Linked DNA regions of Homo sapiens: region 2 is linked to region 1. Evidence: chromatin contacts called from ENCODE Hi-C or POLR2A ChIA-PET data. All regions are on one chromosome and are shown on one strand. Each heading gives the region's core, a stretch centred on a gene start or an enhancer-like site at or near the end of the contact. The rest is flanking DNA. Distances are from core to core; before and after follow the strand shown.

Region 1 (2,700 bases), core at 145-2,644:
AACTCATTACAATATCAAATGTTATACAAAGTATGATGGACACAGGGAAAAGGTCATTATATTTTGCATTTAGGAAATGATTGGTGACTTTTGGAAGAGCTGAGATCAAGGTAAAAGCCAAGTTCACAGCAGTTGATTAGTGGTGTGAAGTGGACAGTTAGCTGTGAAAGGCAGAGGGAAATAACTGAGGGTGGCACAAGAGTGAGAATATAAGACTTTCTGAGAATCAATAGGTGGTCATCAGTACATAAGGAAAGGGTCTTGAGTCAGCAAGGATGCCAATCTAATAAAGCAATATTGGAGTAAATGCCCTTATCACGCAAAATGACATTTTAGTGAATAGACTGCATATATGATGATGGTTCCATAAGATTATAATACCATATTTTTACCGTATCTTTTCTATGTTGAGATGCATAAATACTTTCCATTGTGTTACAGTCATCTACATACAGTAACATGCTGTACAGGTATGTAGTTTAGAAGCAGTAGGCTATACCATCTAGGTTTGTGTAAGTACACCATGATATTGATGTTCACATGATGAAATTGCCTACTGATGCATTTATCAGAACATATTCCCATCGTTAAGCAATACATGATTGTAGTTATTAAAATCCTACTAAATCAGGATGTATTTCCTATTAATATAAACTTATAAGCAATTTTAATCAATATTAAACACTAATACAGATATAGGTTTATTAGAGTCAATATATATGTTAATATAAGATTTTTGATGCTTTGCACTGTTTCCCAAGGTTCATAATATTATACAATTACTAAAGCTAGCAAGGTTATCATAAGACAAAGGGCATTTACAGTTTATAATCTATTTGTTTTTCTTTCAGAATCTAGAAAATAATTTTATTTGATTTTTCTGTAATTAAGTAAAATGCTGTTTTATTAAAATTTAATTTCCCCCCAAAACTTTCTAAAATCTGCAGATCTCTGAAAAGTTAATAATTTATCTGCCAAGCATACCTCCTGTATTTAAGTATTTATGAGCATGTGATAAATGTGTACTCTAAAACACAAACAGAATGTGTTTTCTTACGTATTAATGAATATTTTGATTAATTAAGCAGATATTAGAATTGCACATCACTTCAGGGTTGTTTGATTCAGAATAGCATCTGGTTTCAGTGATAACATGAATCATGAAAACTACTTATAAATGTGCTCTTGTGTTCTTCTCATAATCTCCTATGGAAAGTAAACAGGAACTGTTAAAAATGTACCTAGCACTTCTCAGGGGCTCCTGTTCTGGCTTGGTCCAACTCTGGTCATGCAGGCATTTTTCCTTTTAAGGACAATTAAGTCCTATCTTTGCAGGCCATAGTGTTACTCATGTTCGGGGAGGCCACAGAGCCGGGAAGAGGAGCCCTGAGCCCTGAGCAGGTTCAATGTCGCCCCCGTCAGGAGCACCGCTGCAATGGAAAGCTTCAGTTACCATCAAAGGGATGCAGTCAGGCCAGAGAGAGAACTGCTATTTTCAAATACAAATGAACAAAACTACAAAAATGACAGAGAAGTCTTTGTTCTCTGTCTAAATGTGAGCCCCAAACAAATCCTCCCTGATTTAATGTGAAGTTTCTGGCCTGACCCCGACACTCTCCCTGATGTGCCTTCTACACGTCTATGAGGCAGCACTGTCTGTAACAGTGTGTGTCAGGTGCAGGGACTTTTCCAGCTGTCTCATGACTGTTAGGCAACATTGCCTTTTCCTGGGACTTTCAGCTGGGCTGGCTATGGTCTTTTTAGATTTAGCTTTGGGAAGCTGCCCCCTGCTGGGCTTCGGTTGGTGTGAATGGCCTGGACTTAGGAAGGGGCACTGCTGTAGTTGGCCCTGAATGGACCCTGGACTTTGGAGCCTCCTGGATGACACAGTTGCTTACCCTCGTGTTATCAATCTGAAAAACCTCATCAAGTGATACATTTCCAATCTCCTGACTGTCCTGTGACTTATTTGATGGTATTAAGCAAAGCTCAGGTCAGAAGGATTGTCATAAAATTGTTGACTGGACTCTTTCTCAGGAAAAGTTTAGCATGTCCTGGCAACTTTTAGGCTCATACCACTAACTCTGAGAGGTCAAGGGTTTTATGTAGAATGGTAACCTTCTTAAAATTGAGGTTTTAATAAACAGAGCTACGCATAGCAGACTCATCCCTGGTCTTACAGAGAGGATGTCAAATGGCTGAACCATGTGCTTTCTCAAAGTCAGTGACAGCAGAGATGAGGAAGGGGTTGATGATGTAAGAGAGAGCTGGGACAAAGGCCAAGTCAATACCAAATGAGTTGTCATTCTCCCTATGCTTTTCATACACACCCAAGCGTTTCACTCGGGAGATACCAGAGCAAAAGGAAGATAAATGCTACATGTAGTTCGTTCTGATATAACTGTCACTAGCACATGGTGCACACGCTCCATGAGAACACTTCTGTTTCATTAATCATGCTCTTTTGAAAATGTGACTAAATGTAAGTGATGTCAATTTCCAGTGCTGCTTTTGCTTTATAAGTAGGCTTTGAGGATTTAACCATATTTGGTAGATGCTAATATTTCTGTGTTGGCCATGAGAAAGATTATTATAGTACACAATGTAGTAAAATATTTGTCTTATGTAAAGAGAGAAATAATCATTTTTATTTACATTCCTGTGCAACTCGGGTCAGTCTGCCCTAAGGAGTTTTATTTT
Region 2 (2,700 bases), core at 100-2,599, 92 kb before region 1:
TAATAAAGATAATCATGATAATCTTTCCAAAGTAAGCAGCAGGGATGGTCTTTTAGATCCCTTTGGAATTGCTTGCATCCCAGAGAATTTTGTGCCTTTACTACTAAAGTCAGGTCTACCTGCCAAAGAATAGACAGCCCTCTGAAGGGGAGATTTCCTGCTTGTAGTTCACTCTGGAAAGGCCTGTTCTGGGGAGACTGAGATGCTTAAGGGTGAAGTTCTGGCCTACTTTGACTATTATAGATGATATATACCAAGAGTGTAGCAATCAAAAATCACTCAGAAAACAGGCAGGCCTGAGTCAGAAGCAGCAACTCCTTCTACTTGCATTTCTGGCCTGGGCAAGCCATTGACCCATTTTTCTCTTTGGTTTTCACAACCCAGTGTCTCCTAGTTCTCTTCTTAATGCTAATTTCATCTGGTCTCATAACAGATTTATTTTCCCATAACTGCCGATATTCTGCCTTACAGCTGTCTCTTCCTTCATTACATCTTGAGCAGAAACAGCCATCCCTATGTCTTCAAGCACCTCATACTGTATTCCAAGTTCCTTCTAATTGTCTAGTTGTCTTCTGTTTCCTACCACTCATGAATATCCAGCTTGTCAACCTATTAGCTAAATTTCAACATGCCCCAATCTTGAATTCAGTATACAGCCATTCTCCCCAGTTTGTTCTTCTATCCCTTTGTTGGGAATTTGCTTATTTCTAAAAATGTTGGTCCTCAGCAGATTCTTCTTACGCTAGCCACTTTTTGAAGACTTTCCTAATCTGTAGCTTACAACCCATATCTTTTGCCTTAACCCAGAGCGTTATCATGTCTCACCTCAGTTATTGCTCTAGCATCTACTTGGGCCTGCTTCCCCTTCCCAGTTGTGATAATAGCCACTATTGCTAGAGCAATCATTCTAAAATACAAATCTGTTAAATCTGCCTAAAATCCTCTGGTGACTTTTTATTGCTCATGAAATTGCACACTCACTTGTCTTTAGGGGCCTGGGGGAGTAGTAAAGAATGTAAGGCTTCTGGTGGAATACTGTAGGAAGGGGTGGCTCTACCTTAAATGGAGGAGGTAAAGTTATTCTAGTTCAAATATTTTTAAAACAAGAAAAATCCATGTGTTAGCCGAACAAAAGTGATACAACTACTAGTGTCCAGTGTGAGCCCATGGGGTTAATTCTGTGTCCTCCAAGCTCCTTAGACTTCTGGCTCTGCCTGCATTTTCACCTTTTCAACTCGTTCTCCTACCCTCTAACAGCATTCTGTGCATCATCACCAATCATTCCATATTCAAACATTCCCAAATAAGAACTCACTATTTCCTGAGTGCTCCTGCTTTCTTGGCATCAGTGCCTTCAGTCACGTAACATTCTCTGCCTAAAATACCTCCTTCCTTTGCTCATTCTGAACCTAGTAAACTATTCATCTTTAAAACTTTAACACATTTACTTCCTCAAAGAAGCCCTCCCTCCCTAATTCACTATTGTAGGACGGAGTGTGTTTCTCAGCCCTTTGCAATACCAAATGCTTATTGCACTTATTACAATGGTTAACAACATACTTTGTAACTTTGCATTCCTTTTAAAGACAATAAAGTGTATCTTCTTAATCTTACATTCAGTGAGTGCCCAGTATATATCTCTTTTTTTTTTTTTTTCTTTTTGAGAAAGAGACTTGCTCTGTCCCCTAGGCTGGAGTGCAGTGGTGCGATCTTGGCTCACTGCAACTTCCGCCTCCCGGGTTCAAGCCCGTCTCCTGCCTCAGCCCCTCCAGTAGCTGGGATTACAGGCGTGCACCACCATGCCCGTCTCTGACCTCAAGTGATCTGCCCACCTCAGCCTCCCAAAGTGCTAGAATTACAGGCATGAGCCACCTGGTTCATATCTTGATACATAGCAGTTACTCAACAAATGTATGCCAAATGAGAGAATGAATGAAAGGTGATCTCAAACAAAAAAATGAAAGGCTCCCCTCCCTGTCTGGAAGGAAACTAAGTAATGTATAATGTAGGGGCGCAACCACGTCCCTGAGGCAAGTCCCAGCCTCCCTAGTCACCTCTAGCCTAGGGCTCATGATCTATCTGGGCCAGGTCAGACATTCTCCCTTCTGCCTTCTCAAATCTCCTGCAGAAATATGATCTCTACTAGGAAAGTCCTGATAAGAGAAACTGGTTCTTAAAACGAGAATGGGAACTTTGCAGATTTTGCCAATAAAAACCTAATTACCTGCTGAACCATACCTTCCTCCAAACAATAGCAAGAGCATCTCAGAAGCTTTGCTTTTATCAGGGAAGCTGACGATAGTACTGCGGTGAGCCTGGGATCAGAATTCATGGTCTGTCCTGAAAATTAGCCAATGAATATATCATGTTTCATAGGATTGCATTCTTCTGAACTATCCAGAATCAATCATAGCAGAGAATATACTCTCCTGCTGAGTATGGTTCAACTAATTCCTTGCTGATAATACCCTCACCAGCATAGAAGCTGGAATTAGCATTAGGCTATTTCAGATCCCCAAGGAAATCCGGGTCCGTGGCGGTATGGAAATGCAAGAAACCAGTGTCACTTATGAACTTGGCACGTAGCATGAGTGCGCCTTCAGTAGAGGGCTTTGAGGGTGGCAACTTATCTATGAAGACCAAACCACCAGGTTTTTGGTGATTCGGTGGGTGCTTAATAAAAGTGTATTAAATTGATGT

Evidence for each region. Hi-C counts contacts between places; a loop is a spot of excess contacts on that map. ChIA-PET counts read pairs that join two places held with the same protein, here RNA polymerase II (POLR2A). Pooled maps may share reads with other maps.
Region 2: a loop to region 1 is called in a map of mammary epithelial cell, with 2.9 times the contacts of the local background. The contact joins two enhancer-like sites. A Hi-C loop is called at or near these places in 12 of 168 maps with a recorded cell type or tissue (Caco-2, Calu3, HepG2 and 9 more), 1 of 37 single-sample maps with no recorded cell type and 7 of 50 pooled maps. POLR2A ChIA-PET finds 5 or more read pairs at or near these places in 2 of 52 experiments (BJ and HepG2).

What each region holds. Positions count from the first base shown.
Region 1 is chr21:14,863,511-14,866,210 of GRCh38, reverse strand. The region is part of intron 1 of ASMER1 (adipocyte associated metabolic related lncRNA 1); the gene reads left to right. Among named protein-coding and RNA genes, the nearest start is that of ASMER1, 54 kb to the left of the region's middle. RefSeq lists an enhancer at 1,484-1,533. Within about 2 kb of position 1,394, at least 16 of the 41 ENCODE cell types and tissues checked have a DNase peak (open chromatin) inside an H3K27ac peak, as active enhancers do; they include PC-3, where a contact is called at or near this core.
Region 2 is chr21:14,955,625-14,958,324 of GRCh38, reverse strand. No RefSeq gene overlaps it. Among named protein-coding and RNA genes, the nearest start is that of ASMER1, 38 kb to the right of the region's middle. Within about 2 kb of position 1,349, at least 2 of the 41 ENCODE cell types and tissues checked have a DNase peak (open chromatin) inside an H3K27ac peak, as active enhancers do; they include PC-3, where a contact is called at or near this core.